Linked DNA regions of Homo sapiens: region 2 is linked to region 1. The links are chromatin contacts, found by Hi-C in ENCODE. All regions are on one chromosome and are shown on one strand. Each heading gives the region's core, a stretch centred on a gene start or an enhancer-like site at or near the end of the contact. The rest is flanking DNA. Distances are from core to core; before and after follow the strand shown.

The links. A loop is a pair of places that touch in the nucleus more often than their neighbours do. Pooled maps may share reads with other maps.
Region 2: a loop to region 1 is called in a pooled map, with 4 times the contacts of the local background. The contact joins the promoter of FKBP7 here to the enhancer-like site in region 1. A Hi-C loop is called at or near these places in 6 of 37 single-sample maps with no recorded cell type and 8 of 50 pooled maps.

Annotation. Positions count from the first base shown.
Region 1 is chr2:179,019,638-179,026,518 of GRCh38, reverse strand. The region is part of intron 2 of CCDC141 (coiled-coil domain containing 141); the gene reads left to right. Among named protein-coding and RNA genes, the nearest start is that of CCDC141, 27 kb to the left of the region's middle. Within about 2 kb of position 5,203, at least 5 of the 41 ENCODE cell types and tissues checked have a DNase peak (open chromatin) inside an H3K27ac peak, as active enhancers do.
Region 2 is chr2:178,474,018-178,480,204 of GRCh38, reverse strand. FKBP7 (FKBP prolyl isomerase 7) reads left to right here and starts at 1,605. Exons shown (of 4, transcript NM_181342.3): 1 at 1,605-1,926; 2 at 2,992-3,143. The coding sequence starts at 1,706.

The DNA.
Region 1 (6,881 bases), core at 3,954-6,453:
CTTCTGCCTGGACATCCAGGTGTTTCCATACATCCTCTGAAATCTAGGCAGAGGTTCCCACACCTTAGTTCTTGACTTCTGTGCACTTGTAGGCTCAACATCACATGGAAGATGCCAGGGCTTGAGGCTTGCACCCTCTGAAGCCATGGCCTGAGCTCTATGTTGGCCCCTTTCAGCCATGGCTAGAGTGGTTGGGATGCAGGCCACCAAGTCCCTAGGCTATGCACAGCACAGGAACCCTGGGCCCAGCCCATGAAACCACTTTTTCCTCCTAGGCCTCTGGGCTTGTGATGGAAGGGGCTGCAATGAAGACCTCTGATATGCCTTGGAGACATTTGCTCCATTGTGTGGGAATTAACATTTGGCCCCTCATTACTTATGCAAATTTCTACAGCCAGCTTGAATTTTTCCTCAGAAAATGGGATTTTATTTTCTATCACATTGTCTGGCTGCAAATTTTCCAAACTTTTATGGTCTGCTTCCCTTATAAAACTGAAGGCCTTTAACAGCACCCAATTCATCTCTTGAATGCTTTGTTGCTTAGAAATTTCTTCTGCCAGATACCCTAAATCATCTCTCTTAAGTTCAAAGTTCCACAAATCTCTAGGGCAGGGACAAAATACCACCAATCTCTTTGCTAAAACACAATAAGTTCTCATTTCCATTTGAGACCACCTCAGCCTGGACTTTATTGTCCATATCACTGTGGCATTTTGGACAAAGCCATTCCATAAGTCTCTAGGAAGTTCTAAACTGTCCTACATTTTCCTGTCTTCTTCTGAGCCCTCCAAACTCTTCCAACCCCTGCCTGTTACCTAGTTTCAAAGTTACTTCCACATTTTCAGGCAACTTTTCAGCAATGTCCCACTCTACTGGTACCAATTTACTGTATTAGTCCATTTTCACACTGCTGATAAAGACATACCCAAGACTAGGCAATTTACAAAAGAGAGAGGCTTAATGGACTTACAGTTCCATGTGGCTGGGGAGGCCTCACAATCATGGCAGAAGGCAAGGAGGTGCAAGTCATGTCTTACATGGATGGCAGCAGATGAAGAGAGAGAGAGCTTATGCAGGGCAACTCCCGTTTTAAAACCATCAGATCTCGTGAGAGTCATTCACTATATGAGAACAGCACAGGAAAGACCCACCCCCGTAATTCAGTCACTTCCCACTGGGTTCCTCCCACAACACCTGGGAATTGTGGGAGTTACAATTCAAGATGAGATTTGGGTGGGGAGACAGCCAAACCATATCTGAGGGTGAAGATCAAAAAATTACCTATCAGGCACTATGCTGATTACCTGCGTGACAAAATAATCTGTATCCCGAACCCCTGTGACACACAGTTTACCTATATAACAAACCTGCACATGTATCCCTGATCTTAAAGTAGAAGTTAAAAAAAAAAAGAAAAGAAAAAGAAAATGAACAATCTCTGTAAGGAGCAGTAGAGAAGAGGAAGGAAGGCCTAAGTAGGTGATTCTCAACTGGGCTGGCATCAGAATCAACTGAGGAACTTAAAAAAATAAACCACAGGACTCATATATTCAGGCCCCAAACCCAAAGAGGCAAAGAAAGGCTGGAGTGCCTGTATGTTTTTTTTAAAAAGTTTTTGCAGTAATTCTAAAACACAATGAGGAATAAGAAGCTCTGACTATAACCCAAAGAAACATTTTTCCATTAAACAACAACATTAAAGTGCCATCAATGGAATTGAAAAAGAGACTAATGGAAAGTTAGAGGCAAAAATATTCAGGGTCCCATCACAAACATTTGGAGAAAAGGAAATTCTAACACAGAAGTATTGAGTAGTGTCGAAAACAGCAGTGTGTTTGAGGAAGCTGACGTGAGCTCTGACAATGAGGAAATTATCATTGCTCTCTGAAACCTTCTTGGAGAGCTTGCCACTTACCTTACTGGCCATGACCTCCTCTGAGTACCTTCTATAACTTGCAGCCTACCTACTTCTACTGTAGTATGTGTTTCATGACAGACCATGAGTGTTTCATTTTCATCTTTGTGAGATTGTGGACATATTTCTATCCATAGAGCCTAGCACCATGCTTGGATTACATGTACAACAAATGTTTGTGGAATGAATGAATAAAGGAATGAATGAATGAATACATATATTCATGACATAATCACAGGAACAGTTCATCTCTGTGTAATAACAAAAGAAACATGCGAAAAAGGAATGTGGGTAAAGAAACAAAATAGCAATGATTTAAATGGTATTCACATACCTTGCTGTTCTTGCTTGCAACAGTTCTGAGGGTTTGAAGAAGATTCAATTATTAATGTATGGAACATTTGGGCTCCTAAGAGAACATGGTGGAACGGATGAATAATTAATGCTGTTAGTTTTTCTGATTTGTGTCATTATTCTTCTTTTAACTGAGCCAGAGGATGGATTTCCCTGTAAATTATAGATGTCCTCATTTTGGAATGCCATTATGGCCTCCTGAGCTTTGCCCTCACCTAAGCCGGGCCTGTCTTTCTCTACTGTGTTTCCTCCGAGTTTCTCAACCAATGTCTCATTATGCACAGTACAGTGTCACATTAATGTGGTACTTACACAAGCATGGCCTGTATAATGTATATCAAGCATGGTTTATGAAGTATTTACATTCATATAATCTTGGGTACCTGTTAAAGGGCAGCTCTCCAGACCTCTATGAGATAAGACTCTCTGTGGGTAGAGCAGGGCCATTTGCACTTGGCACCTGCAGCTCCAAGGCTCTTCCTCATCATTTAGCATTGCTTTTAATGTTAGTTTGCTTATATTTTTACATATGTATATATTTCTCATAAGAGTGTAAGTTTTCCTCAGGACAGAGATTGTGTTGGTGCACATTAAGTTCTTTTCAAGATAGTTTTTGTCTAAATTAGTTGTAAGAAATTTAGAGCCCAAGTTGTGATATATGTATAAACATAACACAGTGGACTTTTATTGCATGATTGCTAGTGAGAACCACTTTTAAAAATTTAATATTTAATTTCAAACATTACATATATTTTAAATGTTTTAAATGTATTAATCTGTTTAATATTTAAAAAATCATATGAGTTAAATTTCATAACAGGCAACATAACTTAGCAGTTTTGTATGTATGCTCTGCCTGCCTGGATGTGCATTCCAGTGTTGCTGCTTGGCTGTGTAACTCTGGGGAAGTTACTTATCCTCTTTCTGCCTCAGTTTCCTCATCTGTGAAATGGAGGTAGTAATACCTACCTCAGAAGGTGGATGTGAGGATTTAGTGAGTTGAAACCTTTAAAGAATTTGAAACAAGGCTTCACACATAGTAAGTGCTGAATGATTACCTCTTATTATTTTTAATCTCCATTTTACAATTGAAGAAACTAATACATACACAAGTGTGTATATACAAATGTATATACAGTCATTTGCCCTGGTCATATAGCTAGGAAGCCATGGAGCTGGGGCTCCCACTCCAGTGGTGTGCCTTTGTGCGATTCCCCATACCCAGCATGCTGTGTGCCCTTCAATCATTAACTGTAGTATGAGATCCCACTTATTTGGGGGAGTCATAGGGATGGTACGCGTCACTTCTCAGCTGACTGAAAAGGACCACTCAGTTAGCAATACTGAGGCCGTGGATCTCATAGGATTTGCAGGAACCACGTCACATAGCATCAAGATGGCTCTGCTCCACCTGGCTAGCTTCCCTGTCTACTGTGTGCCTCTGTCCTTGGCATTGGAAGGGACACACACACAAAATGTAAAAGGCATTCTTGGCCTCCAGAAATATATGATGTACAATATATAGAGAACAAAATGACCCTGGTAGACTCACAAAGCAGTTAAATAACAGTGAAGTCACAACATCAAGGCACTATCTGAGTAATTAAGTCCCCAGATGAAAGACACTGATCGTGAAAGTACCATAGACATATTCATGGAGAAAGAGAAATTAATTTAGCTGGAGTGGTTTCATGGGGAAGGTAGAATTTAATACAAGGTTGTGGGAATAAGTGGCGTGAGACGGAACAGTGTTTGGGGCAGGGAAGAGAGCTAGGTCTTCAAGGTAGAAAAGCTGCCTCTTTCCTCGGCTTTGGCTTCATCCTGTGAACAGACGTTAGCTTAGTGCTCGTATTTATTTATCTTTCTGTTTGGTACAAAAACTTCCTATTGTTCTAGCTTTCATCAAGTCTTAGGGAATGTGTTATTCTCTTTGTTGCTATTTTTGTATTTTATTCAAGCATGGTAGAGTTCAGATTCCCCAGTAAAACACACAATGGTATTCTTGATAAGCTTCCAGGACTGTTTTTTCGGTCACTTGAAAGGCCACAGAACTCTGCAAAAAAGGTAGTGAAATCCAAACAAATCCAAGCGTACAGACCACTCCCTCAAACAGCAGAAACTACTATTAATTATTTGGTCCATACACCTGTAGATTATTTCTAATTACATTATTTACTTCATTTAACAGAACAGATATGGAAGAGTCATTTGTACGCAAATATCCAAAAAGAAAAAATTAAGGAGACGCATTTATAAGAATTAATGTTGTAGAGCCTTTTAGATGCATTGAAATGTTTTAAAATACTATCTTTTATTAGGCCTATGCAAAAGAAATATTTTTGGAACAATTATTTTGCAGTAAACTGAGAAGAAAATATCTGATCTGGTTCCATTTACATTATACTTAGTCTCATAATTATAAAGGGACTAAGTTGTAGCTGGCATTTCCATTATAAACAGATTTTATGGTCCTTTAATAAATGGTTCTAGTTTGAAGAGTGACCAAGAAAACACAAATCCTTATTTTTTAAATCCAAATGGACTGATTCAATACAATGTCAGAATTTTCCAAGTTGCTTTTCATAATTTTGTCTCTTTCTGTTACTGTGTATGTCACTGACATTTCCTACTGACGGCAGAACCATTTCATCTTTTACTCATTTGGTTTTAGCACAGGAGCCCCTGAAAATTAAAGAGTTGACACAAGAATTCTCAATTCACTGAGGGCTGTGGTCTAGCTTTCAGTTAGAGGTGATTTCCACTCGGGACAGCTGTGACCCTCAGGTTTTCAGCAGCTCATTAGCTGCAGCTTCTATTTCAAACTGAAGCCAATCAGAATACTAGTTCTGTTATTTGTGTGCCAGTTTGGATTAGGGGCAGCCTATACAAATAGGACAGGGTAACACCCCCTTCAGATAGGCATGGGCAATTAGGTTTGCATAGCTAAAATTAAGTGGTGGTATGTTCATTTCTCTTTCACCAGAAAAAATAGTTGAAGCCAGAAATTCATTATGCCTGTCAGCAGTATGTGTAAACTCAAAATCAAATTCAGCATGGTTTACAACGGAAGGTACAACCTACTTCTTAGTGAAATAAAGGCATAAAATGCCTATAAAAGGAAGTATGTAATTTCCAAAGTATTTATTATCTTATAATTATCTTACATTTTGGTTACTATTAATGATGGTGATTATGCTAAGTTACTAACTTTTATGGAAGACTGAACAGTAGCCAGGTGATGTGCTAACAATCACATGCTAATCAGCCCGCATGTGAGAAAGGATTTGTTATCAACATCAAGGTTTTCCTTACATCCCTGAAATCATACCACGTATTTGCTTATTTATTCCATCAACATTTATGGCTAACCCTAACTGCCATCAGGAAATGTTGAAGCCTGTAGAAATATAAGCATTGCATGTAACTGAGCTGTAACCACTAAAATATCTTCATAGAATCCACATAAAACTAGATTAGAATAATTAACATTACATAAATGCATGCATACTTACTTTAGAGACTGCTTTCATATCATTGTCTCATTTTAGTATATATAATAAGGGCCAGTGTGGTATGGACTCATTTTCACAGGTAAGGGAGCTGAGTCTCAGGGAGATTAAGGGACTTGCTCAGGTTTATTAACTGGCTGAGCTGGGACTCACACTCTGATTAAAATCTCATTTTCATGATCTTTCCATGATGTTGGATCCTGTGGCTTCCTGGCACAAGCTGAGCATGGAAGCCTGCTGCTATCTAGAAATATACACCTGATCCCATGAGAAGTGCTATCATATCACAGCCAACGTGGTCTCATGGGATCAGGTGTATATTTCTAGGTAAGCCTAAGACTGGCCCAGTTCCAGCTTGGAGGATTCTGACATGCAGATCCTTAGTTCCCCTGCGTGGGGCAGTGTTGATCAGCCCAGAGTAGCACTCTGGCACACTGGATAGGAGTGTGGGGACTACATAACTGACAAAGAGTAGGAAAATATTTAGGTAAAATTATGCTTTTGGATTTTAACCCTAAAGCTCCTTACATTGTTGAGTGAGAGAAAAAAAACCACACACCTGTATTTGAAATACACATGCCCGTTCTATGGAACTTTTTGGATTCTACATGACGGTTATAACAGTCTTTATTGCTAATAAATATGAAACTATTTTCTCTTATCTTATCTATCAAATGATCTTTCCAGCTGGGCATAGTGGTCCATGCCTGTAATCCTAGCACTTTGGTAGGCCCAGGTGGTCAGATTGCTTGAGCTCAGGAGTTTGAGACCCACCTGGGCAACATGGTGAAACTCTGTCTCGAAAAATTAGCTGGGCATGGTGATGCATGCCTGTAGTCCCAGCTACTTGGGAGGCTAAGGTAGGAAGATTGCTTGAGCCCAGGAGGTTGAGGCTGCAGTGAGCCATAATCATGCCACTGCGCTCCAGTCTGGGAGACAGAGTGAGATACTGTCTCAATAAAATGAATAAAATAAATAAATAATAAATATTTATAAAAATGATCTTACCATCACCGCAAAATAGACTAAGAGCTATACCAATGTATTGGAACTATGTTGTTTCAACTTTAAAGTCAATATTAATTATTAAAGTGTAGTTTCCT
Region 2 (6,187 bases), core at 356-2,855, 540 kb after region 1:
TCCGCTGCGCGCGCAGCCCCGGTGCCTACCTAAGGAGGAGCTGCCCGCACACTCATCCCGCGGGCACTTAGTTCTCTCGGGTTTTCCTGGGTTTTCTTCAGAAATACATAATATCCTGTTTCTTCATGAAATCCTGTTTTTATTTTACATAAAATCCTGTTTTTTCTTCAAAAATACATAAAAGCCTTCCTATTTCTGTTTGCTTCGTATTTTCCTCATATTCAAGGGGTCTGAAATTATCTCCTAGGAAGGCAATGTGCAGCAGACGGGGTCCTCTGACAAGGAATGGCGAGGGCCCCCAAGGAACTGTCATCACGCCGATAACCTTGGATAGCCACAATTTTATTTAGAATATAAAACATGGAACTCGACTTCGGAATTTTAGTCTAGAAATGGGGACTTCCCCCTAGCTTTTATGATTTTTGAAACTCCTGCTTGGACGCAATTGTCATCTTGCATAATCGACAGTAATTTTCAGGTTTATGGAATTTTGCAAACTTTAAGCAAAGCACATCAATCAGGCTCAGTGCTGCGGCTTTTCTTCGCATCACCGAGGTAGAATAGCACCTCTACTCCCAGAACTTAATCCAGGCGAATGCAGAAGGCCTTTGCTGGTTTTCTGGTTTGGGTAGTCTTTGGGTATTCACTTGGAAACAAGGCGAATTGATGGATGGATAGAGTGATGGATGGATATGTAATAAATATAATATAGTTCAATGACAGGATCCAGATGGTGGGTGTAGGAGAGTTTACTGTAGAATTCAACTTTCTGTGTATTTTAAAGGTTTTCATACTAAAATTGGTGGTGAAGTGGTGTTGTCACACAGATTTGACCAAATCCCTGCTGCGTATTAGCTGTGAGATTGGGACAACATGCCCAATACTCAAGTTTTCTTGACTGATGTGGACAATTACGTATCCCATGGGATGGTACAAAAAAGTCAAAAGAACATTCCCCGCACTACCAGAGGCCCTCGAATCAAGGGCGGCCCCGAGTGGCGGGGAAAAGAAATGCAAGCCAGCGGAGGATGCTGAATTGTGGAGGTCGGCTCTCGGAAACGCCTGCAGCCAGGCAGAGGAGTTGCGGTACCGCAGTTTCGTTGCATCGGGCTGGCCTTCAGGTTGTGCGACTCAGCCTGGAACCTCTGAATGCAAGATTCCGACCTGAGAATGCGCTTCAAGGACACCTCCGAAGCACCCAGAAAGCCACCGCCAGCCTATTTTTTACGCTCCTTTTCCAGCATGCCTCTCCCTCCCCCCAGTATCTATCTGCTCGTTCCCTAGGGGTCTTAGAAGCCTTTTGCTTCCAGAAATGACAACCATATTCCCTGACTCTACGACATCCCAGGCTGTTTATTTCGTCTTATGCCAGTTTCATTTTAGAAAATGCGAATGTTGTCACCGAACCCTGAGGAAACCTGCTGTAAAATACGCGGGTTTAGCGAGAAGAAGCGGAGCGAGTGTGCGTTGCGATCTTAAAGACTGAGGACAGCCAGCCCGAGGGCCTAGAAACAGCGTTAACCGCGCTGAGCCCGCTGCGGGAGGCGGAGGGGTTGGGGCCATGAGAGGGCGGGGCCGCATCTATGGCCCCGCCCCGGCCCTTTGTGACGCAGGACAACGCCTGCCACGCGTCGGAACTCGGCCGCGGGACATCCACGGGGCGCGAGTGACACGCGGGAGGGAGAGCAGTGTTCTGCTGGAGCCGATGCCAAAAACCATGCATTTCTTATTCAGATTCATTGTTTTCTTTTATCTGTGGGGCCTTTTTACTGCTCAGAGACAAAAGAAAGAGGAGAGCACCGAAGAAGTGAAAATAGAAGTTTTGCATCGTCCAGAAAACTGCTCTAAGACAAGCAAGAAGGGAGACCTACTAAATGCCCATTATGACGGCTACCTGGCTAAAGACGGCTCGAAATTCTACTGCAGGTAGGAAATGCTGCGAGCTGCCCGTGCGTCCAGTTGCACAAAATCTTGCCTGCCTCCACCAAGCGGAAGCCTCATTGGTTGGTTGGTTGGGGTTTTATTTTTTAACGGTAAAAGTTGAGCCCTTTATTCATTAAAAAAAATCACATTATATGGCAGTGTTTCTCTAATAAACTGAATATTTTTATTTAAAGTATTGAAAATGTTGTGGCAATAAATTATCAAAAATACGATACATCCACACACACATCAACCACCACCATTACCCTTGGGACCTCCAGAATTAAATCAAGGTTCTGCCTATAAGGATGTTCACATTTTTCCCTTGCCAGAAGTATTGAGTCTTTACGGAGGAATACATGGAATAAAGAGATTTAATTCTGGCCTTCAGAAGCACGATTTTTATAGGTTGTGGCCACTTTCTATCAAGAAAAACAGTTACTTCCCTGGTGACTTCTGGTGGGCCCTGCTCCCTCATTCCACCTGGTGCCTACTCTGATTTAATTGATGGCTTATTACTCAGAGGGAGAATCTTTTCTTTACCCTGTAAAGATAGGACTGGGAAAAACAGTTCCATCCATTTAGAATAAAATAGAGAAATTTAATAAGAATTTATACAATTTTATAATTTAATAAGAATTTAATAAATTATATCATTAGAATTTAATAAGAAAATATACCATTTTAAATTACTATTAAAATGACTTTTTGAGGCTAAAACTGCCCTATCATTTTTTTACAACAAACCCAGGGAGTTAAATGAGTTCTTTGTACAAGCCATGCACCTAGTTAGGGGCTGGAGACCCATTAAAAAGTTAACTGTTGAATAGTTTTTGTAAAGATAACAATTTTAAAAAATGAGATGGCTGTTAATGATTAACTTTGGGCAAATCATACTTCTTTCTGGTGATTATAGGGAAGTTTGAGTCAAACACCCCATTAAGGGTTTTAGAAAGAGTGATTATATGGGAATGATGGTTAGAGAGGACTCCAATTTTAAATGCCCAGCTGTATTTTCAAGTTTGATTTCTTGAAATCAGTTTACTTAAGTATTGCTTTTTGTTATAGCCGGACACAAAATGAAGGCCACCCCAAATGGTTTGTTCTTGGTGTTGGGCAAGTCATAAAAGGCCTAGACATTGCTATGACAGATATGTGCCCTGGAGAAAAGCGAAAAGTAGTTATACCCCCTTCATTTGCATACGGAAAGGAAGGCTATGGTAAGATGTTTAATTTTAATTTCTTGTTTTAGTTATATTTAAAAAATGATTAATAGATTTCTGGGTATATAGGTCTGAAAGAATTGAAAGCACAGTCTCAAAGAAATATTTGTACAGCCATGCTCATAGCAGCCATGTACAATAGACAAGAGATGGAAGCAAGCCACATGTCCATACATAGAGAAATGGATAAACAAAATGAATACATGCATATATGGAAGCCAGGCACAGTGGCTCATGCCTGTAATCCCAACACTTTGGGAGGCCAAGGTGGTAGAATCACTTGAGGCCAGGACCAGCCTGAGCAACAGCAAGACCCTGCTCTACAAAAAAAAAAAAAAAAAAAATGAAATGGAATATTATTCAGCCTTAAAAAGGAAGAAAATTCTGAGACATGCACCAACATGTATCAGCCTTGAGGACATTATGCTAAATGAAATAAACCAGTCACAAAAAGACAAATACTGTATAATTCCATTTATGTGAGGTACCTGGAGTAGTCAAATTAATAGAGACAAAGTAGAAGGGTGATTGCCAGAGGCTGAAGTGAGAGGGAAAAGGGGAATTGTTGACCAATGGGTATAGAGTTTCATTTTTGCCAGATGAAGAGTTCTGGAGATTGGTTGCATGGTAGTGTAAGCGTACTTTACTGAACAACACACTTGAAAATTGTTATGATGGTAAATTTTATGTTATGTGTATTTTACCACAATTAAAAACAAAAAAGTGAAATAAAAAATGATAGATGAAATAAAGAGAACAGTAAAGCCCAATGACCTTAAGCTCTATCTAGTTCAGTCCAGTCCCTTCTTTTTGCTTATAAGGATAATATGACATTGTTTGAATATAGATCTCTGGCCAGAGTTCTTTCTTCTACATTGTGGCAACACTCATGATGATTATATATATTCTATAAGCTCTACCTTAAGCATTTTTATTTGTTTTCAGCATATGTTATTATTACATAAATATTTATAACACAGATCTTTGGTAAGCAGTACCAAAGTTAAATTCATAAAACTCAGAAACTGGAACATGTAGGTTTAGAGTAAAAGGACAGGACGGGCACATTGTAAAAGGAACAGCTGAGATATAATGGGCTGTCAGTCATTATTACCCCAATACAGGACAAGCCTTCAAATGTGCAAGAAATGATCTTATTCTTTCAATATCTTGTCATTTTAAAAATCCTACAGCAAAAAGATCTGAAAACCTAGGTAAAGCAAATAAGCGGGAAAAATGTTTGTAACATGTATGAAGACTTGCTAACCAATAATGAAAATGACATATCCCTAGAAATGGGCCAAATTCATAAATAAGCACCCACTAACAAAAAACTACAAATGGCCTTTAAGTCTATGAGAATACTTAATTTTATTCATAAAGAGAAATTAAAAATGAGACATCATATTTCACTCATCAGATTAGCAAACACAAAACAACTTGGCAAAAGCATGGAAAAACCAGCATTATTGCTGGGAATGGAAATCATTCAACTTCTCTATCAACTGTTATCAAAAGTGAAAATGCAGGCCCGGGTGTGGTGGCTCATGCCTGTAATTCCAGCACTTTGGGAGGCTGAAGTGGGCAGATCACTTCAGGTCAGGAGTTCGAGACCAGTCTGGCCAATATGGTGAAACCCCGTCTCCACTAAAAATACAAAAATTAGCTGGGTGTGGTAGAGTGTGCCTGTAATCCCAGCTACTTGGGAGGCTGAGGCAGGAGAATCGCTCGAACCTGGGAGGCAGAGGTTGCAGTGAGCCAAGATTGCGCCACTGCACTCCAGCCTGGGCAACAGAGCGAGACTCCATCTCAAAAAAAAAAGTGAAAATGCACGTGCCTTCTTATCCAATAGTTCCATTTCCAGGAATGTGCACAAAGGTATATGTAAAAGAACATTCACTGCAGGCATTTTTGGGTGGGAGGGTGGCAAAAGGTTGGAAACCACCTGCCTATCCATCAATAGGAAATTAGTTAAATAAATTATAGTATATCTATACAATGAATTACTGTGTAACCAGTAAAAAGAATGAAGTAGAGCTATACTTATTAATATGTTAAAAATAAAGTGGAGGCCAGGCATGGTGGCTTCATGCCTATAATCCCAGCACTTTGAGAGGCTAAGGTGGGAGGATCACTTGAGCCCAGGAGTCTGAAAGCAGCCTGGGCAATGTAGGGAGACACAATCTCTACAGAAAATTAAAAAGTTAGCCAGGCGTGGCGGTATCCGCCTGTGGTCCCAACTACTCAGGGGGCTGAGATGGGAGGATCCCTGGAGCCTGGGAGGTCGAGGCTGCGGTGAGCTGTGATTGTGCCACTGCACTCCAATCTGGGCAACACAGCAAGACCCTGGCTCAAAAAAAAAAGTGGACAAGACTATATTCCACTTTTGGGATATATATTGAGCATCAGTGCCAGGCTTTGTTCTAGGCACTGGGCATAAAGCAGTGACCAAAGTAGACACTACTCCCAATCCTCTATGAGCTTTCATTTCAGAGGAGGAGTTTCACATATGCATGTATCTACACAGAATACATCTGGAAGAATATGCAGTCATCTGATGACATTAAGTGTTCCTGGGAAGGAGGCCTCAGGGTCAAGGATGAGAAGATTTCTTTTCACTCTAACATTTTGTACCATTTGAAAGTTTTATAAGGCATGTATTAATTTTTCCAAAATTAAAATTTTAAATTACAAAAATTGCATGTAGCAGAACAGAGAAGAAAATTTTTAAAGCAGGCAGGAGGATGGGCAGCCTGATAGGCTGTACCTTGCATCCTTAGTTAGGTTCTTGCTCCGTGTTGCTGCTTGAAGGCTATACAGAAAGAATCTTTGCCTCCTTACCCTATTTAGAGCCACTGCTGACTCCACCGGTTTGAAATAGTAAAGATTAATTTTCCACAATGAGATATTGGCATTGCTCCCAAATATTTCATGGAAGTGGCATGCCTTCTTTGAGGCAGTTGTCTTAGTCATTAAGAGTTCTTTCCAGCAAAATCGGGGCATCAGTGCCCCACACTGGATTGGCGGGTGGTGGGGGGGTG